2 separate regions of the Mus musculus genome follow, and region 2 is linked to region 1. A link is a loop called in an ENCODE intact Hi-C map of the cell type or tissue named here. Cell type or tissue: heart. All regions are shown on one strand. Each heading gives the region's core, and the rest is flanking DNA. Links, peaks and the distances in the headings are about the cores only. Region 1 has its middle 87 kb from the start of C330004P14Rik. Region 2 has its middle 310 kb from the start of Gm23892.

Region 1 (16,933 bases), core at 3,578-11,577:
TCAATAAGTTTTATACATGTACACTGCAAATTTTTTAAAGTACTTTAATGAGCACATCAAAAGGTATGCAAGTTATTTTGTAATAATTCTGCCAATAGAGAAAATTAAAATATAATACTAGATCACAAAAAAGCATAAATTTTCATATTGCAATCTCTATTGTAATATATTATTGAACCTTTTATTGGACACATATTATCAGTTCTAAATAATATTGATAAGCTAAATATACTAACATCTCAAATATAGGAGAAATATTTTCTAGATCCTTTAGAATGTTGGGTCAAAATATGAAAGTATAAAACTGTCCTTTTTCTTGTTCCATATAGGACAATTTCTATGGAAACATCTGTCAATCATAGCAGTAGATTTCCTGTACAGTTATGGCTTTAGGGAGTGAGCAATTCCAAGCAAACTGCCTGGCAAAATATGGATACTACTTAGTTGGCAGGAATTATAAATTCCATTAATCAGAGAGTTTTTCATAAATTATTATGAAAAATTGGCTTACAACAACAATTCAGAAGGAAGTGACCTGAAAGAATTTTTCTTCCTGCGATGTATTTCTACTTGAAAAGACAGAGGTATTTGTACATAGCAATAAGTTATTTTTTTCCTTCTGATGCTGATATTACTCCAGTACAATAAGTCTAAAAACATGCTGGTGTTTTTCTAGTCGAAAGCAACATGATAGGTGTCTATAGAGTTACTTGCTGCAAATATAACAGGGTATCATTTGTCTCATTTGATTAACCATATTTAGTTTATTTTCCTCCTATTTTATGTTATCTGCTGGTGAGAAAACTATCTAGCTGTAAAAAAAAAAGTATCTGTTGAAATGCATAGCTACTGTACAGTAATCATTTTCTTTTGTTTGCAAAGCTATTTTCTATCACATGCAATGACTTTTATGACATATTTGGGACAGTGTGACACTATTAAAAGAATGCATTTACCATATAATTACGTGGGAGAAATTCTGCATGTTGCAAACTCAATGGAGGCTGATTTCTTATCTTTCCTCATTATTGCCATACATAGGTCTGTGTGGTATTTATGTTTCTTTAACTTGAGATTTAATAAAACAAGTATTAAATTGAGAAAAGAAAATGTCACTTGCACTGTCTTTGAAAGCAGAAAATAATATATTCCACTGAACAGCTGGGGAACTTTCATGCTTTATGTAAATTATGCTGAAAGTAACAAAAGTAGAGAAAATGTGAATAGATAAGAGGATTTCAAAGTGCAAATGAATGCAAATTGTCTACATGTTAAAAATGTATGCACATACTTATTTTTTAAATGCATTGCACAATCTTTAAAAGAAAATAGGATTCTTATGTTTTATGACACAACCATAGGGGGTTCAACCGTGATGTATATTTAAGTAGCAACAAAATAAAATATAAAATACATAATTTTGAAGAAACAAAACATAGAATAAGTGTCACCACAAAATAATCGTCCTAGTATTTCATTAGTGTTTAAAACAATACTTTATTCTTGCAAATACAAAAGTCACACTTTATTATCCATCTCCATCAATGCCTATCACCTGAAAACATCTGTCTTTTCCTATGAATGCAACCTTGAATGTCCTGATAGTCTCTAAGGATATTTTTTGTGCAAAAAAAATCAATCACTTATATTTCTTTCTATATGACTTACTTAACATTCTCTTTACATGTTTTCAGTAAATATGAAGACAAGATGATGATACCTCATTCAAATATCTTTTCATTGATAAATGAGTTTAATTTAGAATAGTTTCGTGTTTATCAACATAATATATACAGGTTAATCTATATGTATGCTAATCCATATATATATATATATATATACATATACATATACATACATATATATACATACACATATACATGCAAATCTATACAGTACAACAGAGTAATGGTTGTTGGTAATTTACATCTTTGTTTTTTTTCATTGTTTCCTAAATTTTGGACATTCCATTTGAGAACATGTCAAAAATCAGAATTTTGCTTTAATATACAGCATTCCCCCCCCCAAAAAAACACTAAAATTATAATAAATGCTAAAGCAGAATCACAATAGCCAAGACAGAAGGGATAACTCTGTAATTATATATGTTCAATCTATATTCCAACAATATATATGAAATCTTTTTGATCATAGGTGGCTTCTAACTAGCATGAAATCCCAATCAAGGATAAGCATTTTGTGATTTTTTTTTAATGTTTTTTTCTTTTCTTTTTTTTTTCATTTTATTAGATATTTTCTTTATTTATATTTCAAATGTACTCCCCTTTCCTCATTTCCCCTCTGAACCCCCCCCATCCCATCCCCACTCCCCCTGCTCGCTAACCCATCCACTCCTGCTTCCCTGTCCTGGCATTCCGCTACACTGGGGCATGTAGCCTTCACAAGCCCAAGGGCCACTTCTCTCATTGATGGCCCACAATCCATCCTCTGCTACATATGTAGATGAAGACTTGTGTCCTTCCTTGTGTACTCTTGGCTGGTGGTTTATTCCCTGGGAACTCTGGGGTTACTGGTTGTTTCATATTGTTGTTGTTCCTGTGGCTGCAAACCCCTTCAACTCCCTGGGTCCTTTCTGTAGCTCCTCCACTGGGAACCCTGTTCTCAGTACAATGGATGGCTGTTAGCATCCACTTCTTTATTTGTCAGACACTGGCAGAGCCTCTTGGGAGACAGCTATATAGGGTTCAAGAACCAGATTTCAGTAACCCAGAGACCTAGGATTAAAAAAAAAAAAAAAAAAAACTAGCCCCTCAAAAATCTCAATACTTAAGAGGAGAGGCTAGCATAATTGTCATCAGAGAGATTTCATCCAGCAACTTATGGAACCAAATGAAGAGACCCACAGACAAACATTAGACAGAGCTATGGTAATTCTGTGGAAGAAGGGGAGGAAAGATTGTAGGAGTCAGATGGGTCAAGGACAACACAAGAAATGGCCCACAGCAGCTTGTATGGGTTTGACCTAGGTTCTTTGCATATATGTTATGATTATGTAGTTTGATGTCCTTATAGAACTCTTAACAATGGGAGTAGGGATGTCTGTGTTTTACATGCTGTTGGGACCCTTTTGCTCCTGCTAGGTTAGTTGTCCAGCCTAGATGATGATGATGATGATGATGATGATGATGATGATAGGTACCTAGTCTTATTATAACTTGATGTGCGATGCTTGGAAGAAATGGATTTAGGGAGAGAGGAAGGGAGAAGAGGGACTGGGAAGACAGGAAAGGGAGGTTGTGTTCAGGATATAATATATGAGAGAAAAATGAATAAAAAGATGCATGTAAATAGTATAAAATATTTCTGAGATCTGATCTTTTAATATATCTAGTGCTTGACTCTACAACAGACAAAATTGTCTGTTACTTAAGAATTCCTAACTACTATTTACTACACACGCACACACACACACACACACACACACACACACACACACACACGTAAATGCTCCTGTGTATATGAGAATATGAGTGTGCTCTGGTATTCAAGTGTAGGTTGTTGTGTCCGGCCAGCAGATCACAGCCTGGGTTCTAGTCTGGAAAGGCATTTTGGAAACCTGGAAGAGAAGAAGGGCTGGGCTGCGTGAGATAAGGAAGGAACCAAGACAAGCTTTCTGTTCAAGGTTCAATTTTAATGTCAGCAAACACGCTTTATAAAGAAAAGGGGAGGCCCGTCCCTGGCCAAGCAAGTTCCTTAGAAGTAGATAGGTTCAGCCTTTTAGTGAGAACTCAGAAGATCTCAGTTCGGTGTTAACTCTGGAAGATTCTTGGAAGAGAACCGGTTTGGCCTCTGGCAGGTTGGGCCTCAGGCAGGTAGTGGCACATCAAAAGTGCAGCACAGCAGGTGGCTCCGCTCAAGCGGTGGCAGATGGACAGCCAGCCTTGCTAGGCTGGAAGGAGGTAACAGTAGGTCACAAGACAATCTTGGGTATAGGTCCTTAGGATCTACTTGATTTATGAAGGTCTCCTATCATCTCATGCTGCCTATGTCCGGCTGATTCCTCAACTTCTACTCTCTCTGTAAACAGAATGAGAGGAACGAATGTGATTCCCTGGATTTTTCACTGGTTCTGAAGATTTAAACTCAAACTTTTAAACTTACATAAAAAGTTTTAAACTCTGAGTTGTAACCCCAGACTTCTGCTGCATATTTACTTTATACATAGTATCATACAATTGCAATAACATATTTTCAATATGTTTACAATATTATAATCTTAATTTATAATGGCATAAACTATCATAGAAATAATTTTTTTCTCAGTGATAAACAGTATGCATTCTCTGCAATAAATAATTCTCTATCTCTGTATACTTATGTTTACCACTGATGAGTGAATGTATTTTCAGGTATACGCAACTGCCAACCCGAAATATATGCTCACTTTTAGATATTCAAAGTATTAGAAACTATTAGTTAAAATACCATTTTGTGTACTGCAATGTAGAGTCTATGAGGGTAAGTCCTCATGAATATTGTTGTTTATTTACCATTCATAGCTAATAAATCACTGTCATAAAGTAAGTACTTACTCAGTACTTTGAATAAATAAAATATTTGGTGTAATGTACTCTTTGTTTCCCAATTGTATACTCTTGTTGTTGTTTGTTGTAGTGGTGGATTTTGTTACCACCGGCAAACAATTTCTGCCTGATTGGCCTTTTAGGAAGTGCCTTCTCCTTTTTGCTCAATGCTACATAGGGCTGTTTTCAACCCTGTTCTACCACTGAGATATATTGTTCAACTGGAAACATTGCACCCTTTATTTGACCTAGAATGTACATTTCCCTCAATTATATTCAGTGAGAAGCCACGAGATTCTTGGAGCACACTGAGAAGAATGGCAAAGGCTTTTATAATATTTAAACCAGTCAATTTTTTTTTGGGGGGGGGGCTGAATTTCTGCAGTTTAATTGATTTTGTTAGTAAAGAGCCATTGTGAGAAGAATGTATACAGATGCTGATGTGTATACTGAGAAAACGAGGAGCAGCTGGTACTAAACCCATATTGATCCTATGAGCCCAAGGACTGAATTCATCTCAGCTTCAGTAGTTAGTTGTATGAGCCAATAAATGCTCTTAGAGAAGTTTCCACATCCTGTCATTTCCACTAAAAACACTTTAACCAATCTGTGGACGTTGTAATATAATATTTACCAATGATTGATCTTGTTTAATCTTTCTATACATCTCTAATACATTTTCTTTTATGTATTTTTGTTCTGGCTTCATAGTATGAGGCTTATCAGGGTATTAGTCATTTCAAAGTACTTTATCTCATTAATTCTTTCCAGTTGCTTCTTTAGAATAATTAAATTACAGGAATTTTTGGTGTCTTTATATGAATATTTAATTCATTTACTTCCTTTCTTTCTCTTTGAATAATAGAGATTAATTATGGCTTTGAAAGCTGGCTTGAAAAAGACTTCCAATTCTATTCCATTAGTTTTGATACAAAATTATTCTATGGCTATTATTTCCTAAATAGCCCATTTGAATTCATTTTCTTTTTGAACCACTGAGAATTATTTATGATAATAATTCTGTTAAAATGTTATGTGCACACATTTCATTTCAGTGTCCGTGTATGCAGACCTTGAACATTTTTATGAAAGCAATATATTAAAAGTTTTTTGTGTCACTTCATGTGACAAAGTTTACTATTCCATTTTAGTGATTCAACCAAAGTACTGTTTTATGCTACAGCATGAATGCACAAATGTCATGTTGAACAAATATTATTTACTTTATCTTGTTTCATATAATATTTTATTAGATCTTTGAGAACTTCATATGAGCTGACAATGTGATTTGATATTTACCCATCCCATTTCTCCTTCAACATTCCATATGCTAATATGTAGCCATTTACTAGAATTGTGGATGATGTATCAAAGTTGAGACCCTTAAAGAAAACTAAAAACCTCAGTTAGAGGTAGGGGCTTGTGAACTCATTCACAATCCATGCTAGCTTGTTTGCTGTGTTGATTGTGTGCAGACAACCACAGCTGCTGTGAGTTAATGTATACAGAAGCACTATAATATTCAGAGTGCTCATTTTATTTTTATATACTATATCTATTTAATTATTTATTTATTTATTTAGTCATTCACCTTACACCCAACATAGCCCCTCTTCCTCCCAGCTTTCCCCCCTTGCAAGCCCCTCACCCATTCTTCTCCTCTGACAGGAGGGCGCTTTGTCATGGGTACCAAGCCAGCATGGCACTTCAGGTCTCTGCAGGATTAAACACATCCTGTCCCACTAAGTCCTGGCAAAGTAGATCGCTTAGGGGATCTTGTGTCAGGTAACAGAGTTAGGAAAAGAACAGTCCTCCAGTTACTAGGAGACCTACTTGTAAACCAAGCTGCATATCTGCTATGTATGTGCGAGGACCAAGGTCCAGTCCATGTATGGCCTTTGGTTGATGGTTCAGTCTCTGGAAGCCCCCAAGGATACAGTTTAGTTGACAATATTAGTTTTCTTTTGGATTCCCTATCCCCACCTTGTTCACCAACTTTTTTAGAAGACTCTCTGAGCTCTGTCTAATGTTTGGCATGTCTTTACATCTGTTTCAGTCAGCTGATTGATGAAGCCTCTCAGAGGACAGTCATTCTAGGCTCCTGTCTACAAGCAAAACAGAGTATCATTAATAGTGTCAAGGACTGGTTCATTCTTTTGGAACGGGTCTCAAGTTGGGTCAGTCATTTGTTGGCCCTTTCATAAGGCTTAGCTCCATCTTTAACTCTGTACTTCTTTTAGGCACAAAAAAGTTTGGGTAGAAGGATTTGTGGGTGGGTTGGTGACCTTAACCTTAACTTTCTACTGGAAACCCTGACTGACTATAGGAGATTAGCCACTTTAGGCTCTATATCCCACACCTAGACTCAGCCTTGAAGACTTCTTGGTGCTCCCCACATTCCAGATTTCTGGCAAGTCCTAGGGATGCCATACACACACACACACACACACCACAGACAGGGGGAGAGAGGGAGAGAGAGAGAGAGAGAGAGAGAGAGAGAGAGAGAGAGAGAGAGAGAGAGAGAGAGAGAGAGAGAGAGAGAGAGGGGGGGTATGAGGGAGTATTTCCTTCCAATCCTGGCCCTCCCTCCCAGGCTGTCACTAGACCTGATCACGTCCCCTATCTTCTCTCCCACAAAGATCCCTCCCTCCCTCCATCTCCAATGAGTATTTTATTTCTCCTTCTGAGTAAGATTCAAGCTATTTCCCTTGGGCTCTCATATTATTTATCTTCTTTGCCTCTGTAGATTGTAGCATGGGTATCCTTGTACTTTATTGCCAATATCTACCTCTATGTGAGTACATACCATGCATAGCATTTGGTCTCTGGGTTTCCTCAGTCAGGATGAAATTATCTCAGTCCATCCATGCAAACTTTATGCTGTCATTGTTTTCAAAAGCTGAGTAGTACTCCATTGTGCAAACAAACCCCATTTTCTTTATTCTTCAGCTGAGAGACATTTGAGTTGTTTCCAGTTTCTGGCTATTATGAATAAAGCTGCTATGAACATATTTAAGCAAGTGTCCCTGTCAGATGGTAGAGAATCTTGGCTATATGCCCAGGAGTGTTATAGCTGGGTCTTGAGGTAGAACTATTCCTAATTTACTAAGAAACTAGCAAATTGATTTTGAAAGTGGTTGTACACATTTGCACTCCCACCACCAATGCAGGAGTTTCCCCTGCTAAACATCTTCATCAGCATGTGCGGTCCCTTGTGTTTTGATTTTACGCATTCTGATGGTTAGAAGGTGAAATCTCAGAGTTGTTTTGACTTGAATTCCAATGCTGAGAAGCATACTGTACATTTTTAAAGAGTTGTTTGCCACTTCCGTTTTCAGTCCTTCAACAGTTTTCTTAATTTTCTTCACTGGTTTAATTATAGTTTCCTTTATTTCTTGGAGGTATTCCTCTATTTGCTCTTTACATGACTCTATTTTCTTTATAAGATCAGATTTACTGTCATCTTCTCCTGCTTGGTCTGTGTTATGATGTCCAGGGCTTGCTTTAGCTGGGCTGTGGTGGTGCCATGTTGTCCTGGCTGTTGTTGAATGTGTTCTTATGTTATCCTTTAGCCATCTAGTTTTACCTGATGCTAGCAAAACTCCTTTGTTAGCTGTGTTCCAGGTGGACACGATGGCAAAAAGATTTGTGAAGGGTCTTAGTAGGTTGTTCTTTGGGCCCTTGCAGCTCCTCTCAGGGAATGAAGATACTTCTGTGTCCCACAAGTGTCCTCTGGGTGGCAGAGAGCACCCAGAGCCAGACAGGACTATGTGCCCTTAGTTAACCTTTCAAAGTGATTATTCAAGCTGGAAGAAAAGTTTATTTCATTTTAAAGATTATAAATTTCTATGTTGAAAAATAAAATGCTTAGTGATATATTAAAATTGTTATGACATGTTATGTATTTTTATATCAATAAATGTTTGATTTCTTGAGGTTATTCCGTGGAAATATTACTTCTATTATATAATTTATTCCATTGAGTTAAATCATAATCCTCAGATTTATGAGCATAAACTCTACTTTTCTTCTATTTTGGGAACATTATATTTTGTCGGAGGCTGATACTATACTTTCTGCCTTCATCAATAGGTTCTTGGGGAAATCTTATATAGAAAACTTACTTAGAAACAAGAAACTACTGATATTCTATTTTAAGAGATAATCAAATTTTCACACCTATTATATTAATAAACTAACATGAGATAAATGATTTACTTTAATCTATGAATTTACTTGCAGTTGTAAATTTGATATTTCATTTTATTTAAATTTCTGAGTAAAATTTCTAATAAATTTTAATTCTGATGCTAGCATATAAGATATCAATTTAAGCACATTTCTGAGAATTTAATAACTACAGAAGTGGAGAAATATAACTCATTTTACACTACTTTTTTGTGTCCAAGGCAATCTTGGTTTGTACACACTATTCCAAAAAGCCTTTATTTATTGTTTCACTTATTTATAATTTTTGTGTTATACCTTTATGTACTTTAAAAGTTTATTTTATCTTATACTTTAAAATTGTGCTCTTTTTTAAAAATTGAAGTGAGAAATGTAACACATACATAAGCAGGCACAAAATACATAATGTCATATGCAATAGTTTGTCATCAGTTGAAAACAACTTAGCACCAAGACATTTTTAAAAATGTGAAAAGAGAACATGAAGCTGTGTTGGTAAGGAGATTTGGAGGATCTGGAAGGAGTTATGGAGTGCAATGAATTTGATCAAAATATATAATATGAATTTTTTTAAATAAAAATTCAAGCATTAGAAAGAAGCCCAGTGACTTTATGATTATGTATTACAAGAAAGACATTTATTTAACTCCAATTCAATCATTAGAAAATGACTGATTGCTTATTACTGCTAAATGTGTGTTTATTTCAAATAAAATGTAATTTATACAAGTAATAGGTTCTTATAAACTTGAAGCCTACCATTTTATTTTTATTTACTTACCATTAATATATTCATTAGAGTGGAATGCTATAATAGAATATATAAATATAGTTGTGAAGAAGTCTCTTGAGATTAAGGTTTTTTGTATTTATTTATTTTTATTGGATATTTTATTTATTTTCATTTCAAATGTCATCCCCTTTCCCAGTTTCCCCTTGGCAAACCCACTATCCTATCACCCCTCAACCTGCTTCTATAAGGGTGTCCCCCCCCCCACACACACACACACACTCCTGCCACATGACCTTAGCATTCCCTATACTGGAATATCGAGCTTTCACAGGACAAGGGCCTCCCTTCCCATTGATTCCAGATAAGGTCATCCTCTGCTACATACGCAGCTGGAGCCATGGATCCTTCCATATGTACACTTTGGTTGGTGATTTAGTCCCTGGGAGCTCTGGTCTGGTTGGTTGATATTGTTATTCCTCCTATGGGGTTGTAAACCCCTTCAGCTCCTTCAATCCTTCCCCTTACTTCTCCATTGGGGTCCCCATGGTCAGCTCTATGGTTGGCTGAGAGTATCCACATCTGTATTGGTCAGGCTCTGATAAAGCATCTCAGGAGACAACTATATCAGGTTCCTGACAGCAAGCACTTCTTGGCATAAGCAATAAAGTTTGGGTTTGGTGGCTGCAGATGGGTTGAATCCCCAGGTGGAGCAGTCTCTGGATAACCTTTCCTTAAGTCTCTTCTCCCCTCTTTGTCCTCATATTCCTTCAGATGTGAGATAAAATTTTGGAGGTGAGTGAGTGGCCCCATCCCTCAACCAGGTGCCTTGCCTAACTATTGGATATGGTCTTTATATGGTTCTTCCTCTCCTTTTGGATATTTCAGCTAATGTCATCCCCATTAGGTCCTGGGAGCTTCTTGCTCTCCTAGTATCTGGGTCTTTCTGGTTGCTATCCCCAGTTCCTCATTCCTCCATTGCTACACATGTTTGTTCAATTTTCTGAATCTATGTATATCTCCCAATTTCCTACCATACCTGATTTTGCCCTTCTTTCCCCTATGCCTCTTCTCTTCCTCCCAAGTCCCCCCACCCCAATCCTCTACCTCCTGATAATTTTGTTCCCCCTTCTAAGTAGGATTGATCCACACTTTGGTCTTACTTCTTCTTGAGCTTAGTGTGGACTGAGAATTGGATATTGGATATTCTGAGCTTTTGTGCTAATATCTACTTATCAGTGTGTTCTTTTGTAATAGGGTAAACACACTCAGGATGCTATTTTCTAGTTTCATCCATTTGCATAAGAATTTCATGAAGTCATTGTTTTAATAGCTGAGTAGTACTCCATTGTGCAAATGTACCACATTTTTTTTGTATCCATTCCTCTGTTGAAGGAAATCTGGGTTCTTTCCAGCTTCTGGCTATTATAAATAAGGCTGCTACGAACATAGTGTCCTTGTTATATGTTGCAGCATATTTTGGGTATATGCCCAAGAGTGAAATAGTTGGGTCCTCAAGTAATACTATATCCAGTTTTCCGAGGAACCGCCAGAATGATTTCCAGAGTGGTTGTACCAGTTTACAATCCCACCAGCAATGGAGGAGTGTTTCTCTTTCTCCACATACTCACCAGCATCTGCTGTCACCTGAGTTTATAATCTTAGCCATTCTGACTGATGTGAGGTAGAATCTCAGGGTCGTTTTGACTTGCATTTCCTTGGTGACTAATGATGTTGAACATTTCTAGAGGTGCTTCTCTGTCTCTACCATCTCCAACCAGCAGAAAAGAAGTGACGAAATCAAAGTCCTTCTCAAGGCAGTTTATTCAGGCTTCACAAAGGTGTAGGAAAAAGAATGCCCTGACCTCTCTTGGCCACCCCCCTTTATCCCCTCCAGTCCACTCCCCCTCACTCCAGTCCACGTAGGCACAGTTCATTGGCTCAGGACTACATTCATCACATCATCCAATCTTACATTGTGGTGCATCTGTGCAATGCAGCTCGAGGTATGTGGCTATCTTGAGGGATATGATGAAGTCAGGTGCCAGTCATAAGACTTGGCAGCAGTCCTGGGCGCCATCTTGGGACCGCGGCCACACCCCCCTCCTTACATCTCCTCCTTATTCTTTAAATTGGCAGAGAGAATGCCTGTCTTAGGTTGCCCCCTGCAACAATGCTCCTTACCCATCATCGGGAGACAAGACAGCAGTGGTCTGATTCCTGTCTTAGGTTATTAACATGCCCAGGGAGTCTTACCCGTCATTAAATACTTCCCTAGCATGCCAAGCCACACTTGAGGAGATTGTCCCATCTCCATAGCTGCAAAGGCTTGTATCAACAGAGCTTGAGCCCTGCAATGGTGATGTTGCATGTGGCAGATGCACCAAAAGGCCAGGACACTGATGAGCACACAGCACAGTGCCAATTCACCAATACCGGCCCATTCCTTTAGATGTGACATAGCGGTGGCAATCCAATTTGCAAGTCCTTCAGCCATGGATACCTCCACTGGAGTGGAATTGATATGGACTATCCCAAAATCTCTTTTGGGTCTAAACAAGGTCATAACTGAAGGGGTCTGCACGGGCCATGGTACAAATCTAGGCATTCTGGTCACAATAGCTAAAGAAAACATAGAAGCATTCCAACACATACTATAAAAACAACTATCCTCCTTACATTCTACAACATCATCAAAATAACTACCATTATAAACTAAAAAAACAAAAGGAGGCCAAATGCATAGAGGCATGGCTTTAAAGAATGCATTCTTCCCATAAGCAAATTGAATAACAGAAGACTCAAATAATACAGATCCATTCCAATAAAAGCTAGTATTTCCCCACGCCCCACCCATCAACATACTCAAAGAAGAAAGATCTGTATACTCCCAATTTATCCCACACAACAGCCAAACATTAAAGGAATTGCTTGCCCCTCTCTGGTCTGGATTTTGATACATCCAAATAAACCCTGAAAACGTTTGATTATAACTGGTACTAATATAAGGGGAAAAGGTAAAATATTTTTTCATGGCCCACGCAGCTTTCCTGGACTGGAAGCCGGTCCATGGAGGCGCATCTTAGATCTTCAGTCATCACTGCAGGCAGCATCATCATCCCCAGGAGCAGCTTCATCAGGGCACCTCCATCCATCTTGAACTACCCTCGTCAATCACTCCAGAACCCACAGCGGCTGGCGATGATCCTGTGGAAACACACAAATAGACCCTCTCGCCCAGACCAACACAGGATCAGGCCCATGCCATCGTCCACTCAGAACATCCTTCCACATGACTGTGCCTTTGTAGGATGCCTCGGGATTGGCAAACCATTCCGCAGCAGTAAAATCATTTTTATTTTTATTCAAAAAATTCAAGGTAAAGAGAGCAATGGCTAATCTCTCCTTAGGAGTAGCACAGGAGGCTACTCTCCCTTTCTATTTTATTAGACACTCTTTCAGAGTGCAATGGGCTCTTTCAATGATGCCCTGGCCCTGAGGATTGTAGGGTATACCGTGCACCAAGCGGACACCCATTATTTTACAAAAGGAAACAAAAGAAGCTGAAGTATAAGCAGGTCCATTATCAGTCTTAAGCTCTCTGGGCTAACCCCATGTATCCCATGCCTCAAAGCAATGGGCAATGACATGGTGTGCCTTTTCACCAGTATGCAGGGAGGTGAACAACACCCCAGAGGCTGTATCTACAGAAACATGAACAAATTGCAGTTTACCAAATTCTGAAAAATGAGTCATGTCCATTTGCCAAATGTGGAGGGGAAGCAGGCCACAAGGGTTTACTCCCACACTTGCCTGAGGCAATAGGGGGGCACAGGCTTTGTAAGCTGTAACAGTATCCCTTGCCTGTGCTCTGGTAATATGAAATCGAGAAGAAAGTGTTTTGGAATTCACAAGAAACTGTGAATGAAATCCACAAGCCAGTTCTACAGGTGTTTGAATCAAAAAGGCAGAAGCAGCTCTAGTGGCTTTACCAACCAAATCATTGCCCTCTGCTAAAGGGCCAGGCAAGCCTGTATGAGCTCGAATGTGGTGGACAAAAAATGGAGAACTTAGAATTAAGGATTGCAATTTATTTAACAAATACCCTATAGTGGATCGAAAACTCACCTTCCCCACAGCTTCCAGCACTGCTAATGAATTAACCACATACCGACTATCTGAAATTAAATTAAACGATTCAGAATACAATTCAAAAACTTTTATAACAATGTGCAACTCAATAACTTGGGAAAAGCAGGGGGAAACTGTAAAGTTACTGGTGTGGAGCCATGGACCAAATATGCTCCTCAGACTGTCTTAGACCCATCTGTAAAAATTAAAGGGGCATCTGGCAATGGCACTCAAGAAGTAATTCATGGAAAAACAACTGGATGAGCATTAATCAGCTGCAAAATGGGATCCTTAGGGAAATGATTATCCATCTTTCCCATAAAGCTATATCTCAAAATTGCCCAATCATCAACAGTAGCTGATAATACTTCTATTTGCTTCATATTATATGGAACAATCAATTCCTGAGGGGGATTGCCAAAATATTGAATACATTGTTGTAGGCCAATCAAGGCCAATTGTGCTACCGAGGCAGGGTAATAAGACAAGATTTTTGCAGGTGAAATCTTGAGGTGTATCCATAGCAAAGGGGAGCCCTGCCAGAGGACTCCAGTAGGCTGGGTCTCCGAGGGTAGGATGCACAAAATAATAGGACTGAACAGATCTCTTCTCTTTAATGCTGCTGTTTGAATACCCTTTTCGACTAAACTTAATGCTACGCAGGCAGAATCAGTAAGCTGCCGGGTAAAATTTAATTCTATATATCCTGGTAAAATATCATATAATGGTTGTACTTATTTGCTGGTTAGACCCAAATAGGGACGTACCCACTGTATATTCCCCAATAGCTTTTGAAAATCATTCAATGTCCTCAAATTATCCGTCCGAATCTGAATTTTCTGGGGAAATACTTGACTATCAAAAATTTTTGTTCCTAAATAATTCACCACTTTTCCTTTCTGAACCTTTTCCAGGGCTACAACCAATTGCTTTTCTTTTAATTTTTGGATCACTACACTATATGTGTGTGTATCTTTAATTGTCTGACTCCGAGAACCTCAATAGTCCCTAATCCGGGAACCTAATAGTCTCTAACCGAGAACTTGAATCGTCCCACTTACCTGGGAGCTTTCCAGCCAGCTACCCTGACTGCCTGACTGCCGAGAGTTCTGAATTCATCATGCCCCTGTACAGGTTCCACCACTTGTCGCTATCGTCTCCGACCAGCAGAAAAGAAGTGACAAAACCGATGTCCTTCTCAAGGCAGTTTATTCAGGTTTCACAAAGGTGTAGGAAAAAGAATGCCCCAACCTCTCTCGGCCATTCCCCTTTATCCCCTCCAGTCCACTCCCCCTCACCCCAGACCATGTAGGCACAGTTCATTGGCTCAGGACTACATTCGTCACATCATCCTATCTTACGTTGTGGTACATCTGTGCAATGCAGTTCAAGGTACGTGGCTATCTTGAGGGATATGAGGAAGTCGGGTGCCAGTCATAAGACTTGGCAGCAGTCCTGGACGCCGTCTTGGAGCAACAGGCCACCCCCATTCCTCACACTTCTCAGGCATTCAAGATTCCTCAGTTAAGAATTTTTTTTCTTAGCTCTGTACTCCATTTCTAATAGGGTTATTTGGATCTCTAGAGTCTACCTTCTTGAGTTCTTGGTATGTATTGGATATTAGCCCTCAATCAGATGTAGAATTGGTAATGATCTTTTCCCAATCTGTTGGTTACCATTTTGTACTATTGACAGTCTCCTTTGTCCTACAGAAGCTTTGCAATTTTAGGAGGTCTCATTTGTCAATTGTTGATCTTGGAGCATCAACCAATGGTGTTCTGTTCAGGAATTTTTTCCCCTGTGCCCATATGTTCAAGGCTCTTCCCCACTTTCTCTTCTATTATATTTGCTGTATCTGGTTTTCTGTGGAGTTCCTTGATCAACTTGGACTTGAGTTTTGTACAAAAAGATAAGAATGAATGAAAGTGCATTCTTTTACATGCTGACCACCAGTTGAACTAGCACCATTTGTTAAAAATGCTTTATTTTTTCCCACTGGATGTCTTTAACTACTTTGTCAAAGATCAAGTGAATATAGGTGTGCAGGTGTATTTCTGGGTCTTCAATTCTATTCCATTGATCTACCTGCCTGTATCTGTAACAATACCATCCAATTTTTATTACTATTGCTCTTTAGTAGAGCTTGAGGTCAGGTATGGTGATTCCACCAGAAGTTCTTTTATTGTTGACAATATTTTTGCTATCCTTGTTTTTTAGTTCTTCCAAATGAATTTGCAAATTGCTCTTTCTAACTCTATGAAAAATTGAGTTAGAATTTTGATGGGGATTGCATTGAATCTATAGTCCCATATTACCACTCTACTTTAAACCACATAGATTTCTTGAATTTACAATACAGATTTGGAAAGAAATAGCTAGAGGAAAAACTACAACATACAGACATATGTGATTTAAGTATTTAGAAAACATGTTGGGCTTTAGATATTCAGTCAATATTTCAATGTCAAATCTTTAAAGATATTGAGATAGCATAGATATATTTGAAAGGTGAAAAGGACATGAATTTTTCTGGGATATAAATAGTATATACAAACTTTATGAAACATATTTTGAAAATATAGCTGCCAGGATGATGATGTAAGTATGAAGGGCCATTATAAGGTAATGAAGCCATCTAATCAGAGGCCTATGGGCAGAATACATGTCTCAAAAAAGAGATTAGATTAGATTAGATTAGATTAGATTAGATTAGATTAGATTAGATTAGATTCTGTTTCCTCTCTTTTTGTATAAAGATAGGAAACAAGATTGCTACATGGGCTCTCACCAGACCCTAAATGTGCCAAAAATACACACAAGAAATGAAAGAAAAACCTTTGCTTCATTTATGTTGCTTAGATTACTGTACTTTGTTGTAACAGATGAAATACATCAGCCAAAGTAGGGAGATTCATAAAGTACTCTAAGGCCGACTAAACAAAGGTAGCTTTAGGAAGATATATTATGTTGAAATAAGGGCTAGCAAAAATAGATCCTACTCAGTGTTAAAAAGAAAATTGTAGTTAACTATGTGTATCACTAGAAAAAATGTTTGATATTTTCTTGAAACTCTAAAGGTTAAAGGAACAGGATGTATGTGGTTATCATTATTCCTTTTCCTTAAATTAGGACTATAATTTTATATGTTATTCTTCCTTTCTTCAGCTCATATGTAAATCTGAAATGTTTTAAAGCTATTTTTCTTACTGTGAGAAGTTCTTGAGGGGCTACATCATTTTATCCTCTAGTAAACAGGTTTAGGGCAAAGGTTGCTGGACTATTAAGGCAATATTTTCTTTCTTTTACAGAGAAATAAAAATGTAAACTTATGTGATTCACA
Region 2 (16,933 bases), core at 4,097-12,096, 580 kb after region 1:
AATTTTCTGTCTCCTATATCTCAGGTTTTCCTGATCCCTGATGGGTGAAATTTGATGAAGACACCCCACTTAGGATTGACTGTTGCAAGGCTCGCTTACTCTCCGTCCATTGTCCAACTGTCAGCTCTGTATTTCTTCCCATCTACTGCAGGAGGAAGAATCTCTGACAATGGCTGGGCAAGAGTCTGGTTTTTGAGTATAGCAGAGTGTCATTGTCATTCTTTTAGAAGAATAGTAGCACTTGACTTTCCTCTAAATACTTGGCCTATCTGGTCTCCAGTTCTTGATCACCCAAGCAGAGTCAAGTACTAGTTCTACCCCATGGATTGGGCCTTAAAGCGAATCAGAGATTGGTTGGTTTCCATCATAAGCTTCATGCCCCTGTTGTACCAACATATTTCACATACAGGTCTTCATTGAAGACTGAAGAATCTGTATCTGGATTGATGTTTATCATTCTCCATATTCCATGTTGCTGATCAATGTCAAGGGCTGTATATTGATTATTAGTTATTGAAGTTTTCAGTTTGATAACTATTTGGAGAAATAGTTTTAAGACTATTACTGAAGTCTTGTTCTAAATTTGTTAATTTTTGAAGCAAAGTTATGTATTTGAATGGAATATATAATGGAAACCTCTTAGGATTAATAATGGAAAAGAAAAAAAAACCTCTGAGCTATTTTGTAATTTTTTTCAGATAGAAAGAATTTTTAACAAATACTATTTCTTTTCTGCTTCTGGATTGAATCCAAAATACCACATTGTGTTCTGCTTTCATGCTTCTTTACTCTCCTGTGACAGGACACACTTCAGTCTTGCTTTGTGTTCCATTTTCCAATTGATGTGTTTACATCTAAAGTAATTATGAACATAGATCAAAATGTGCCAGCTGGCTTGCTGGTTTTTGTTCAGCAAATTTGTATTTTGTTTTTCTGACTTCTGTTTTCATTGTGAATTTTATGATTACATTTTGTCTTCCTTATTTGTTTATACTCCTTGTATTCATTTTCATCCAAATTATAAAATATCTTTTAAAATAATTTTAATTATTTTGAGGGATTTAAAACACTCCCATTATATGTAATATTTCCCACCCTTATACCTCCCATCTTTTGTCTCCTCCCTTTCTTAATGACGTCTTCTTAATTATCATTTTTACAGAAGAATCTGCATATACAGACTGACTACATGGAATTCAATAACCTAAGAGAATCTTATCAATGAAGAAGACTAATTTTTCTCAGCATTCATGTAAACCTGTAGTTTACCTATGGATGGGACCCTGTAATAGTTCCCTCATTCACATTAGCATATATCAACTAGTGTTGTCATCACATACATATACTGTATATTCTTTGCTCCTCATGAAATTTCTTTTCATTAAAAAAAATGCAATGTTTCACAATCCAAGTAAATGAATTAAAAGGGTTGAACTCTTAAACTTACAATTTTAGTCACTTTAAGAACAATAAGGGCATAGAGCATATGGACACATGACTCATTCCCTTGCGCAATGACTGAGATGGTCAACAAACTTACTTCTGATGCAGAAGAGCCAGCAGACGGAAGATAAGCAGGAGAAAGAGATTTATGGTAGGTCTGATGACAGAAGCAGTGCTCAAAATATACTAACAGCAAAATGTCACTTGTAAAGAGTTTAAAATAAAACCTATGTATAGGTGCACTGAATATGCATCTGTAAGTAAAACATTTGTTGTAAAACAATAATGGCCTTATTCCACAGCAATTATCATAACCATATGGGAATACAAGGCAAACATGATTCAGACTGCCTGGATATCAGATTTCAGTTTGATGTTTATCTGTCAAAGTTTCTTTTTAATCTCCAGAGAATGCCGAAGGCTGCATGTGAGAACATGTTTGTTGTAGTGATCATATTTCATTAAAATTGGAGAATCAGATTCTGGAAATCCCAGTTGTCAATAGCATGTTCCTTCAACCAGTAATTTTAAGCTGTGATGTCTTATTTATGAAAATGCTAAGTAATTAGATGAAAGACAATGAATAACAAAAGCAGAAAACAAAAAAAATTTTCTTGTAACGGTTGCTATTTCTAAAGCCATTAGCATGCTACCTCAAGAACAAGCTGTTTTTATGCGCAGAAACAAATTAGATAAACTTTCACCTTCCTTCTCTCACATACATGTGCATGCGTGTCTGCAACCCCCCCCCCCCGCGCGCGGACACACACACACAGACACACACACACTATTTAAAGGATAAGAAGTTGTCAAGCCTTTCTTGTCACTTAAAACATTTTAGTTTTTTCTATATAACTTCCATTAATATGTACACTCAGCAATAATTACTTTTTTTTCCTGATAGAAACTGTAATGAAATAAGGGCAGAAAAGTAAAAACACTTACACTCTTTATTTATTTTGAATATTTGAAATCAATATGCTGCTTAATTTTCAATTAGGTTTTTATAAATCTAATTTTAGAAAATTTTAATATTAAAATGATTTTTAAGTGGTAGGTTGAGGTATAGCAATAAGGAAAAGACTGAATTACTATATCCTATCCTGAGCTCTTGCCGTTGATTCCTTCATTAAACCTACAAGGGCTAATAAAATACCACCTTGTACTCGAAACTTTATTGAATTCTTGGCCATAAAAGAATAATGTCCTTTTCCATAGCTTTGAAGTACACCTTTCTAGTTATGCATTCTCTATCTGTGAATCTTCAATGAAATGTCAAATCTTTAAGGATTATGACACAACTGAATAAAAACTGTTTGTTCGATATTTAAATATTTTAAAGAGTTAGACAATGTATTTGAATTTTCTCTTGTAGACAAAGGACTAGATATTTGAACTCTAAGATGCCAACTGTTTCAGGTGCATTCCAGATACTTTGTAGTTGTTGTTATGGTCCAGTAGAGTGCATGCCTTATATAGCCAACACTGTACATAGTAAATAATAACTTCTTACTAAACAGGATATTATGGAACACAAAATATTTGAGAAATAATTACTCAAACACATGTTTGATCAATTCTGCATAACATACAATAGAACAATTTAGATGTTCATGTACATTTTATAAAACATATCATTTTTCTCCACATATATGTATGTGTGTTTAATTTCAAATAGTTTATTTTTAGAGCCCTCACATGTCTGTTATATATTTATTTTAATAGTATAAAAACCCAAATGTTATCAATCAACTATGTGAGTTGTTAAAAGAGATAACATGTAATTTAGGTCATTTATAACTAATGTAATTCAGGATCAAGTTACTGCAAGGTATAATAAATGATTTAATAAACATCAAAATTATATATCAGAATATTTAGGAAAAAATTATCATGTGAAATACTGATCACAATACTAAGTAAAGAGAATACTTTAAATTATAGCATCAAAATTTCAATTGTGATGTTTCAGGAAGTTAGATTAAATATTCTGCATCTCTTGAGGTTAAGATGATCATCTTCATGAAACATAGTACAAGTTCTCATGCTGACTTTACAAAACACTTCCCTAAGGAATTTAATTTTAACTATTTAGCTTTCTCTTTCTTTACTATCTTCTAAGAGTCTGAATAAGTTGGTACAGAGACATAGAAAGATAAATAAATTCACCCTACTGTTGAGTGCACGTGCTTTTTTGCTGGTAATTTTTCCTGCCAATGCACGGGCATATCCCAAGACACTTACAATGAGAATAAGTGATGTCTTTGTCTACTTAATACTCTTTTCTCCAGAGACATGAGTGATCATATGGAAGACACCTGACAACTATGTTGAAACAACAACAACATGGCTAACTCTACAATGTAACTCTCAGTTCTACAGAAAAAGGTAGGATTAAATGGCAATGATTTTGTCTTTGTGTATTATTTAGTACACATATTAGGTGATGACTCTATGTATACAATCAACATAAATATCAAATATACACTTCTTTGCACAGACATTTCCAGTTTATGTACCTCTTAACTCTTTCTAAAGAATATGTAGTATGGAAATACAAAGAAAACAAATGAGTTTCTTGCTCTGAGATTCATTTGTTTTGTAGTATCCAATTTAGTACAAGTGGTAGAGGCATAGTGAACTCTAATTTTTTTTGCCTTTTTTTATTAGATATTTTCTTTATATACATTTCAAATGCTATCCCAAAAGTTCCCTATACCCTCCCCACCCGCCCCCCCTGCTCCTCCACCCACCTACTCCCAATTCTTGGCCCTGGCATTCCCCTGTACTGGGGCATATAAAGTTTGCAAGACCAAGGGGCATCTCTTCCCAATGATGGCCATTAATTTGATGTTCATATAGCAAAATATTGTGAAGAGTCCTAGTTCACTTCAGCTGCTAAATTGGCACACCCTAGAGGCATCTAAAAGACTCTCAGTGAGAGGTTACCAGACCTGATGTGTCTGTGGCCATGCTCATGAGAGACTGCATTGAGTGATGACTAATGTGGGAGGGTCCATTCCATTGTGAGTGGCACTATTTCCTAGCAGGGAGGACAGGTCTATAGATGCAAACTAGCTGACCATAAGTCAATGATCAAACCAGTGAGCCGCATTTTTAGATCACCTCCACATAAGTTATTGTTCTGAATTCTTGCTCGGTGTTCACTTGACGATAGCTTTTGGCCTGAAAGTATGAATGAAATAAATTAATCCCTTCCTCAAGTTGATTTTAGTTAGAATACCTTTTCAAACCAATAGGAAATCAAACTAGAATACAAGACCATGCCTGTCCTTTGACAATTTCATTTTTATAATTTTTAACATAAAATTTATTATACTCTTGTAGCCAGAGGGTCATCATAAAAATTAAGACAAAACAAAACTGACCAGTTCTTTAAAAGGAAACAGGTAAGCTATTTTGCAGTAACTAACTGGGTTTACCATTTGTATTATCTGAGAATCTAAATGGTCTGTTCATATTTCTATAAAAAGGAGAGAAAACAGAATGGTTAAAAGTGGAAAAGGTAGAATTATTAAAGGATGACAAGGCCAGAGAGCAATTGGGATATTTATGCAACACTATTAAAAATGTTAGCCTATGTACTCAATTCATGCTTTCATGTATCAAAACATAAAGCGTACATGTTATTCAGTATGCCCTTCAGGATATTTTTGTACGTGAATATATACAAAATTTAGAAAGAACACTTATAAAGTATGCTCACAACATCCCTGCTATTACTCTTAGCAAATTGAAATGAGTTCAAAAACGGAATAAATAGTGTGCAGCAAGAATCACTCAATATAATGCAATTCGGGATCCTTAAGGAGCAAGCTACAGTTATAAGCAACAATAGAATTCATGTGACCTGTGCATAAAAATGGAACATGAGGGAAATAAGAACAAAGTCTCCATATTATAAGATAATAGAAAAAAAGAGAGAGAAGATGCTAGGAGACCGGGAGACCATCAAAACATCCCTGAACCCACTTAAAAAGTCAATAAGTCTTGTGTATCCTACATCCAAAATGACAGCCTATGCTGTTTCTAGCTCTGCATCACAGACTTGTTTAAAATGTGCTCAGAGCTTTAAAAGCACTGAAGACAGTATTCACTTCTCACTGATCAACATGTTTTCTTTTCTAAAATCCAACTTGACATTACATTGTAAAACAAAAAAAAAAAAATGAAAATGTAGAGATGATACATTTTCACAAAGAAATAATAGTTTTTAATGAAATGTCTTCTCCTTAGTTCACCTTGTCTATGTAACTATTTTTACTCTTTGGTTATCTGCCACTCTGTCCACAACTCTGATTAGCTGGCAATGATATTTCAGGATAAGATTGTACCTGATCACTGAGATATGTGATCAAGCATCAGCCCAGTGTCTTTGTAAATTATAATTTGTTGACTGTTTTCTGCCCCTACTCTCTTCAATAGCAGAACATCTGTTTGTCTCCTATCTACCTCATATCTATCAGCAAATGGAGCTGTTGGAATAATCAATTGGAAAAGGAAACTACAGTTTTCTGATTCCACCTTAAAACCACACTTCAAGATGCTTCTCTTAGATCTGTTCATCACTTGCTTCTTACTCGACTCTCCATCAGTCCCCTTTCATTTTTTTCCTTTTTATAATATTGAGCCATGCAGAGGACATCATTTACAGAACAGAGAATTCAGTCATATAACATATTGAATATAGATTTAATGTGACTGTCTGTGATTCTGGAGACAAATCTATGAACACAGAACAGCACACAGATTCAGGCATCATCTCACATGCAGTACAGATAGCAGCGTGTACAGGCATGAGGTACTGACAAATAGGCAGAAGAAATTTGGGGGTAGCACCGACACTAACAACTGGGCAATGCTGGGGAATTATCTTAGAATCATATCTGAAAACCCAGAAATTATCTGGGGAATCTCAGTTTGTCAGAGACACAGCTTTGTGCTCACCTCATCTTCTCATTGACCATTATACAGTGTGTGCCTTTTCTTTACTTTTTTCTTTTCTTTTTTTTTTTTTTTTTTAATTATGTCACCAACTGCCCTTCCTCTGTCTTTGAGTTTGGAACTACCTGTGACACAATCTGTAATCTAAAGGAACAACACTGCATTCAGCTAGATACTCTCAAACTATAGAGAATCTAGAATCAGGAAACATTTCTACCTAGCGTATGTCTAACTTAAACCCTATTTTCCCCTATTTTCTTAAAGGCAAAAACAAAGAACAGAAGCCGACCTTGCACACATTCAATGCTATGGTCAACGGCTGGGGCTGGGTAAAGGATACATTTTCCCTGTGATTGTTCACATTTTCTGCTGTTCCTCATGTAAGTGAACACAGCAGCCAGATGCTTTTGGGGGACACCACTCCATGGTGGCCTGCTGCAGTTTTAATGCTAGAGCTAGATTCATGTGCTGAGGTCTTTCTGTCCTCCCCAGAGCCACCAAGACAAGAGCAGGAGGTTTCAACTTTCACCTTCAGCAGCTCTTCCTCCTTGGCACACTCGCCAGGAAAGGGAAGTCTGTGTGGGGGTGTGGAGCTTTTCCTCAGATTAACATGTTTCTGGCTGCTGACAAAATTAGATAAATAAATAAATAAATAAATAAATAAATAAATAAATAAATAAATGAAACATCATCAAAGAAAATAGCTTTATTGCACGGATCATCAATAAAGGGAATGGATTTTTGAACACCAGCAAGCCCACCCCTTTGGGCTTCAGAAGTCACCTCTTCCTTACATAAAGCATTCATTACCTTACCTCTGAAAATGATTTCTGACGATAACCCGGATATGAAAATTAGGAACCAGCCAGAAAGCATTTCCTCTCCTGTGTGGTGCCAGTTGCCCCCTCTGCGTCTTCTCATTTATCCTGGCAGTGGTTTGTCTCTTTGCCTTTAAAAGTTAAGTCCACCTTCATCGCACACTGTAGAAAGAAGTGAAATTAAACTGCAGTGTGTTCTAGAGGAGAAAATCTACTTTATTCATCTCTCAGCCCTACTTTAACTTACACTGACCTAATTACAGCCCACACCAGGAGAGGCTGAGTTAGCAGAAGGAGCGCTTCTGCCACCTAGTGGTCAGTTCTCTGAACTGTGAGCTGAGACCTGACCTTTTTTTTTTTTTTTTACTTTATTTTTGAAAGGTCTGGCACAGAAGTGCAAATGACCTTCTCTGGTATCTGCATGAATGCTAACGATCAGCCTCCTCCCCACCCCCCACCACCACTCAGCTTCTTCGGAAGGTCTAAGGCGTAATGTTTTTCTAAACAACTTCATCTAGAGAAAGTTGAATTAATGCCTCCTCCGATGTACGGTAGCTTTAGAAGCATTTTATTAAGACTGTATTATATGACATTTCATGAAGATGAAATTGAAAATCATAATGCAAATATTAATACTACTGAAAGCAACATTTGATATACTATGTGTTGAACTGAATACTTAAAGGTCTTACAATCCTCCTCACTAAATCAATTACCCTCCCTCCCAGCAACCACACAGTTTTGCTAGCTGAATGATTTCTCTGAAGCTCCAGGCTTGTTGGTTTGCTTCTGGGAGTGGTAGTAGACGTTTAAGAATGCTTCGTGTTCTCTCTCTCTCTCTCTCTCTCTCTCTCTCTCTCTCTCTCTCTCTCTCTTCTGGCTTCATTAACGAGTTATTGATTCGTAACTTGAAAGAAAAACTTGGATGAAAAATGTAGCCAGCCTGAATCACCGATGCTAATTAAGACCCGAGGAGGAAAGGGGATAAAAAGGCACTCATGTGCCCAGGCACCAGGGTAGGCAGGCTCCTCCTCTGTCCATTAAGGCAGATATGTGCTGCTCAGCCTGGCCTTCCTTCCCATGCATAAAACAAAGGAAATGTCTGGGTGCAGAGGGCAGTTAATACAGGGATCAGGATGTGAACAATAAGAATCACAAACAATCATTTCAATAAAGTTTTCAGTGTGATATGTTCACTTGCAGTGGTTTAATGTATTATGACCTTTTTAATGTCAAATCTATGGATTAGTATAATATTACATCTAAAAATGGGGGGAAATGTTTCATTATTATTCAATTATTCATAAGAACTCCTTAAATCCCTACTGTTTAACGAGAACCTATTTAGACCCTGCTTATACCTATAAAGTAAGTATGATTAAATGTTTGATATAAATGTTTCACAAAAACTCACACTATGGGACTAGAGAGATGGTCTCACAGTTAAGAGCACCTGCTGCTCTTCTAGAGGTCTGGAGTTCTGTTCCTAGAAGCTATAGAAGGCTGCTATTTACTGACTCTGTAATTTCAGCTCCAGGAGGCTTCTTCTGGTCTCCACAGGCACCTACATACATAATCATATACATATACATACATATATGAATAAAAGTAAAACCTTTACAAATAAAATAACTTGTTATATTCTAAACAATGTGATTACTTATTCATCATTACTTAGCGAGTAAAGTTAGAGCCTCTCCACTAAGCACCTGGCTTTCATGACTGCAAAGGAGAAAGCCAACGTACCTCGACTCAATGTGACCTTTGTCAGCTCTCACCAACATGTCACCTGAAGTAAGAAAGAATGAGTGTGTACTTCAGTCTGGAAAACACAACCCATCTTCACGTCTTCTATATCTTCGTGCAGACCCTCTCTATTTTTGACCCAGGTGATTTCACTAGTTAGGTCAACCTACTTCCACGGTGCATCCAACTTAGACAGATTCATCTCTTCCACTGTTGTCTGGTGCATGAAGTCGAACTCAAAACCTTCCAAGTTTGTGCAGCAGAACTCATGTCTCCTTACAGATGCCATTCCCACACCCAGACTGGTTTGGATTATTACATCTAATTCAATCCTTTTGCTTCCCAGGTTTCTCATCTCCAAAGTAAATTTTGTTCAAACTCACATAGTGTATTTGCTCTTATCGGTCTTGCAAACTTTATATGCCTCAGTACAGGGGAATGCCAGGGCCAAGAAGTGGGAGTGGGGGGGGGGGGGAGGGTATGGGGGACTTTTGGGATAGCATTGGAAATGTAAATGAAGAAAATACCTAATTAAAATAAAATTTAAAAATCAAAAAAAGTGTTATAATTGAGGCACACAATTTTATGGCAAAACAGAAGAGATTAAGTTTTGCTGAACGTATCAGAAATGCTGTAAAGTCCTAGCACAACTCGCTGGGGTCTAACTGTAATGGTAACATGTTACCTCTAGAATAATTTTGGCCATTTACTGTTTTACTCTTCTAGAATAAAGTGTCATAAATGAAGTCCTGGAATGTTGTAGCTGGTTCTTCCAAAACAGTCTTTATGAGAACAGTGAAGTATGGTCCTGTGGTTGTTTGACATATAGGGAATTAATCTATTTTACTCTCCCATTACTTCTCTGTGGTTTGAACAGGAAGAAGGAAAGTTTTGTTTCTAGTAAGGAAATTAAAGAAATCAGAGTAATTTCCTATGACCTTAGAGCATCCCTGATTTTCTGTGAATTGAAGAAGGGGTCTACGTAAGAGTGTAGTGAGCCCACAAGAGGAGGTGAATACTACTGAATACATCATCCCTGGCTTTCCAACACTGATAGCTTATTGTAGTCATAATATTTTTCAAGAAACTAATATAAGCTATGAAGCTATTTCAAACCAGTATTTAGAAGAAAGTAGAAAATCTATGTTTAATATAAGGAGATATTTATGAGCAAGAATATGACATTTTGATTCATGTAATAATTAGACAGGAAAATCAGAGTCATAAATATATTCCACACCTTAAACACTGATATTTCTCTTTTTTAAAATATTAGTATACAAACTAGTATCTGTATCTATGGTATTTTCACAAACACTTTGCCTTTCTGGAGCTCCCTCCTCCACCTCCCTTCCCCTTCCTTCTAACACTTCCTCCTTCTCTTCCACTTCCTCAATCCAGTAGTACCATTTCTTTATGGTAAATATATTCAAAATCCTTTTTAATTGTTACATACTATCATTCATTATCGTTACTTGTATTGTTCTACTGGATCACAAAACTCCTAAGCAAATTCCTTCTGCCCTGCTCATATGCGAACTCTAAATTATTGAACTCACAAAATTTACAATAGAAGAATAATTCTGAAAGACTAGGGATTTGGGACATTGGTAGAGACACTGGTCACATAGGATAACTGTTATGTAAAGTTGTAATGGGTTGGCCTGGTGCTGCTTGCATTCTAAAGCTAATATTGGTACCTCAAGACTGGTTGCCCCAGAGACAAGAGGGTCTGCAAGTAGACGCTGTGTGACTTTGCCCCCAAGTTAATTTTCATTAGTAAATAAGGATACTGACACCGAATAGCTGGACAGTAAAGACATGGTGAGGTTTAAGGTTTCTGGGCTTGGGAGTCAGAGGAGAACTAGAGGGAAAGGTAGAAGATAAAAGAGAAGAAGGGAGAAAAGAAGGAAGAGGGCGAGGGGAAGGAGGAGGAGGGGAAGGAGGAGGAGGAAGAGGAAGAGGAGGAGGGAGGGAAGATGCCATGGATTAGGAATTGAGCAAGCATGGCCCTGAGGGCTAGCCAATTGTAGTTAACTGCAGCCCAGATGAAACATAGTAATAACTGGGGTTTATTGATATGAAAGTGGATTCTAAATACATAGAGGGAAGATATCTGCCCAGCTCTAGTAATAATTAAGGCTTATTGTAAAACTATAAGTTGTGTGTGTGTTTTTATCCAGGAACTAGATGGTCAAAGGTGGGGTAGAAACTTTGGATCCATCCAGATAAATTCCATACTACAACATACAGTCATCAGAAAGGCAATGAGATAAGAGAGCAAGCTCAGGGATGTCTATGGGAAGAGAGAAACACAGAGGATATCTTTGTTCCAAAGCCTCTTTCGCTGGATGTAACATAGGTTTGTAAAGTCTAGCAGGAGCTAAGGCATAATGAGTGAGAGGCTCAGTGGGAAAGGAGTTTAAAGCCTATGGGGAGCCCTAATAGGGTTTCCAAGTCAGACGACCTGTCCGACTCAGAAGGCAGAATGCCCAAAGCACACAATAATTTTTAAACTACATGAAACTTTTAATTTCTTTGAAATTCAAAGATAAAATAAAGTCTTATATCAAATGCTTAAATTTATGCAAGTAATATATTTGATTCTAACCCAACACAATCATGATAGCGTCTATCAATATTTTTGTGGCAGAAGGAAACCCAGAGACAACAGTATGTAAGTTTCATGAAAGTCACAATGTGTCCTGTTTCACATATTCACTAGAATGTGACAGGAAGCTAGCGGAAGTAGAAACCTTGAAGAGTTTGATAGATTGATCAGAAACGTCTTTTTCTGGAAATTGGGAGCAGTAGAGAGTGTATAAAAAAGGAAACAGAACAAGAGAAACAAACACAAATAGTTTTAGGTGGAAAAAGTATGGTCTCTAAATCCTGGAAATCAAACAAATAATGTCATGCAGATGAGGGCAAACACAGCATCCCTTGACTTGGCTTTTCATTACTAAGTAATTTAGGCTTTACCTGTGTATGTGTTTTAATTATATTATTTATTTTGTGTGTATGGTAATGTGGTGGCACGTATCTCTGTGCATCACACACATCAGGTGAATAAGGGTGGCCAGAAGCATGCATCAGATCCCTGGAACTAGAGTTATAGATGGTTGTGATCTGTCAAGTGAGTTCTGGGAATAGACCTCAGGCCAGCTGGTAGAACAGCCAATCTCTCTATCCCAGGTGTGAGCTTAGACACTGAGGAAGCCATTATTAACATATTAAAGTTTATCTAGGTTTTTATTTCTCTTTATTTTAAATTCTACTAAATTTCTGGATTGTCATTTGTCAATCACCCTCTAGTTAATATCTTTGGGTAAAAAGAGACTTAGATTTGATGAGCAAAACTTTGACAAATGTTGTGTAAAACTCTCCAACCCAAATACGCCCCAGCAATGAAAACACAGCACAGTTAATATGATTACATGCTGTGCGCCTAGACTGGGCAGATCTACCACTACACTACCATCTTCCACATCTATGACACCCCTTAGAACTTGCGGTTTCTCCAGGACAGGTGCTTCTGCTCTGCTTTTCTTCTTCCTCCTCCTCCTCTACATCCTCTCCCTCTTCCATTTTCTCCTTCTTCTCTCCCTCTACCTTCTGCTCCACCTTCCCTTTCATCTATCTTTCACCCAACCATGAGTTCTCCTTTATTTTACAAATTGAGGTGGGAAGCAGGTTTACAGGAAATCATATGAGTTCACAACCCCTCACAGAAGAACAGAATTAACATCTAATATAATTAGCACCAGGGCTATCTGCAACAGACAAATTACAGCAGAAAAGTTCACATAGTTTTGCAATTAAAAAAACAACTTACTAAACAAAGTTAAATTATTAAATTCTAACCATAGAAATGAAGAATAACCAAGAACATAGAACCAAGTATGAAATTTATAAACACACTAAATACAACTGCCATTAATATTTCCAATTTTAGTCAAACTTTAATTTAATGTTGTTTGCATTATTTTAAATTTTATTTGTGTTTGCTTTCCTTCAAGGTAAAACTTGAACTTTCATTTTAATTCCTTCCCATTAGACTCATGTTATTGTTGAGATAAGAATAATGATAATATTTTATACAGTTGTCGTGGACAGGTAAATTACTGCAAAGAAAGAATAGTTCCTGATATATACGTCTTGGATTTTACTTTTTTTTCTAATCATCCTCTTTTTTAACAAAATATAATGGCACTGGTACAAAGTATGCTTTGTAGTAATTTCTGCCAAATGAAAACATTCACTTTTATTCCTTATGATGTAGGACTTTAATAAAATATGCTAGATTCAGGAATAAACAATGTATGAGCCTCAGGAAGTTCCTAAATTGTACAGGATAATCACAGCCCCTCCTAATGTTTTATGATTTGCCTAAAAAGAAAAACTCCAGCAAGAAAAAAAAATCCTACAGGTTATTTAGGGACATCCAGAGATACAAATGCAGTGATGAAACTTCCTCTTTAGTGATCTGTGCTCCCATCATCTAAACCTTAGTAAATAAACTATTTTGGATACTGCTGATGTCATGTCTGAGGTGAATAGATAATGTTCCTGTCTCCCCCAGGAAAAGTAGCAATATAATGTCTTTATTTACATTTCTAGCTTTGTGCATACATATGTGTATGTGTGTGTATTTTTCTATGTGTGAAACACGAAGACTTAGTCTAATGAGCATTTAACTTGAATTATTTTTCATTCATATGGCTTATATTTTATAGTAGTGTAATATAACTTTTATAAGGGCAGGGAGATAGTTAGTATCAAGCAGAGTAGAAAAAGAAACCTAGAAGTATTTTGAGCATTTATTGCAAGTTTCAGTGGATAGTTTTATTATAACTTGAAACAATTATAAGAATGCCACATCTGATATGTTAGAAAGTGTTTGACAACTCTGTGTGGAGAGTAACCTTTTACCTTGACTATTCTGCAAAGGCTAGGAAGTCAATGAGGTGAGAAGAAAACGAGAGAAAGTTCTAGAAATGGAATAAAAAGCCACTGGCATATACTTTACTACAAAAAACAAACTAGTTAAATTTGTATAAACATTAGATTGTGTGCTTAATAAAGTTGAGTATTCAGGAAAAAAATGAAAAATAGGTACTAGTACCCTGATAAGTCAAGATCAGGGAAAGTATTGTGTTGAGAGTTGATAGTTTCTGGGCAAAGGTTTGGAAGTTCCTGAGAAAAAGAAAGATTTTTTTCAATTTTCTATTAGATATTTTCTTCATTTACATTTCAAATGCTATCCCGAAAGTCCCCTATACTCCCCCTACCATGCTCCCCTACCCATCCAGCTCCCTTACCCATCCACTCCCACTTCTTGGCCCTGGTGTTCCCATGTACTGGGAAATATAAAGTTTGCAAGACCAAGGGCACTCTCTTCCCAATGATGGCTGACTAGGACATCTTCTGCTACATATACAGCTTGAGACACGAGCTCTGGGCATACTGGATCCTTAATCATCAGAGAAATGCAAATCAAAACAACCCTGAGATTCCATCTCACACCAGTCAGAATGGCTAAAATCAAAAACTCAGGTGACAGCAGATGCTGTTGAGGATGTGGAGAAAAAGGAACACTCCTCCATTGATGATGAGATTGCAAGCTTGTTCAACCACTCTGGAAATCAGTCTGGTGGTTCCTCAGAAAATTGGACATAGTACTACCAGAAGATGTTCCAACTGGTATTAAGGACACATGCTCCACTATGTTCATAGCAGCCTGATTTATAATAGTCAGAAGCTGGAAAGTACCCAGATGTCCTTCAACAGAGGAATGGATACAGAAAATGTGGTACATTTACACAATGGAGTACTATGCAGCTATTGGAAACAATGAATTTATGAAATTCTTAGGCAAATGGATGTATCTAGAGGATATCATCTTGAGTGAGGTAAGCCAATCACAAAAGAACACACATGATATGCACTCACTGATAAGTGGATATTAGCCCAGAAGCTCAGAATCCTTCTTAGAAGGGGAACAAAATACCCATGGAAGGAGTTACAGAGACTAAGTTCAGAGTAGAGACTGAAGGAACAAACATCCAGAGACTGCTCCACTTGTAAATTGTTTTTTAAGGCCAAATCTATTCGGAGAATTGTTAAGAGAAGGAGTATGCAGCTAAAAAGAAGAGAACAAATTAACAGTCTCTGAAATATACAAATTATTTCCACCTAAGTACATTTTTATTACTAATTTTATTAATGAAAAGAGGGCTAAACACAAGTGTTTGTTACATCTGTGTGAATAATTATTGTCAATGCCCATGTGGTCTTTTGGTAAACCCTAAGAATAGTCAATGTGAAGGCCAAGTGTGTGCTCAGCTGAACCCATTGATTCTCTTGTATCAGAATATAGAATATGGCCTATACATTATCTGAAGCCTCATTCTTTTCTTTATAAAATTCCACATGCTAAAACAGGTAAGTCACAGATTTTCAAAACATATGTAGGAATCAATATAGGATGGGAAATGTACACACAGCATCTTGTGATTTTCTGGGCAAGTACTGGTATTCTATTTTCTAAATAAAATAATTAAGTTTCAAAAATGAATTAAGATGTATGATTTAATAAGCTATCAGGTGATAAATTGGCAGAGATTGATTAAAACAACAAATATAAACATTAGTAGATTGGGTACCTGGGATATCCCAAGTGTGCCATGTGACCATGAGCAATTTTTTATTTTCAATATCTTTACTGAGTAGAATAGACTTTGAGTCCTAGTTAAGGAAGAAATAGTTTTCTTCTGGGAAAGAAAAAAAAATGCAATTTGAGAAGAAATTCACATAGTGTCGACATAACTAATAGAAATGAAAATTATATACTAATTTCTACTTGGCTCAAAAGCAAGGGACAAGAGAGGAAAAGCAGAGTCAATGCCATCATGGGAAAGGATTATGATGAAGATCAGACTCAGACACATGCAGGGACAGGGCGGGGGTGGTCTTCTAGGTGTGCTGAGATGAGAAAGCCCAGTCTATGTTATGTAAACAGTTTTTCAGAAACATTCATTCATGGTTTTCTTGAAGAGTGTTTTTTTTGTTTGTTTGTTTTGTTTTGTTTTGTTTTGTTTTGTTTTACATTTTGGCTAAATGCTTTAAGGACTCTTTAAGTCGATGCAATTTTGAAACTTGAAGTTAGGTTAATCTAAGAAAAATGAAGATTCTCTATGACTGATTCAATACTTATAGCACAAAGGCTTCTCTCTAAAAAAAAGCCAGAGTATTTGAAGATGTAAGTTCCCTGTCTTCTACCTCATACAGATATGAGAACCTTTTCATACCTTCCCTATTTTCTTTAACTTTATGAATATGATATTTCATATTGTACCTACATGGAAAAAATTTCAAAACTCTTGATGTCATCCAGTCATTTGGATAGATTTATTTAGTTATATTTCATACAGCAGGACAGTTTTAAATGATGCTCTAACACATTTGTATACACCACATACACAAATACACTTTAAGAAGAATTAAAACTGAACATTTGTTTTGTATTAAATATTCATTAGTATATTTGCGGGAGTAAAATATATTCATAAGCTGTTTTAAATTTTTATGCAAAAGACTTTTACCACCAAATGGATTCATTAAAGACTAATCTTAAATTGATGTGTTTTTTCTTTAATAAATATGCCAAGTTTAATTATTTTAATCTAAATAGCATAGGAGAGAGTGAACGTTAAATCCACTGTAATATTATTTTATGCTGTATTATCTTTATTGATATATATTTAATTAAAGTATGAATTGCCAAAGACCAAATGACTTAATTATTTAAACAAAGCTTTACTTACTCATCGCCAAACCTAAAGATTAAACATGCCCCAAACTAGCCTGTCTTTAGTTTCCTTCAAGAACATTCCATGGAAATAAATTAGGAAAAACATAGCTAGTACATTTTTTAATGTTTTAATTCAATAACTAGAAAC

Evidence for each region. Peaks named below come from ENCODE experiments on the same cell type or tissue, not always from the same donor. Only the 100,000 strongest peaks of a DNase experiment are listed, where the experiment ranks them.
Region 2: a loop joins it to region 1, with 4 times the contacts of the local background. A loop is called at or near these places in 2 of 42 quality-filtered maps.

What each region holds. Positions count from the first base shown.
Region 1 is chr10:15,870,515-15,887,447 of GRCm38, reverse strand. No RefSeq gene overlaps it. Among named protein-coding and RNA genes, the nearest start is that of C330004P14Rik, 87 kb to the right of the region's middle. In heart, for the core only: a CTCF peak has its summit at 8,272; no DNase peak of the experiment used is centred there.
Region 2 is chr10:15,290,856-15,307,788 of GRCm38, reverse strand. No RefSeq gene overlaps it. Among named protein-coding and RNA genes, the nearest start is that of Gm23892, 310 kb to the right of the region's middle. In heart, for the core only: a CTCF peak has its summit at 7,530 (motif pointing left); DNase peaks (open chromatin) are centred at 6,948 and 7,538.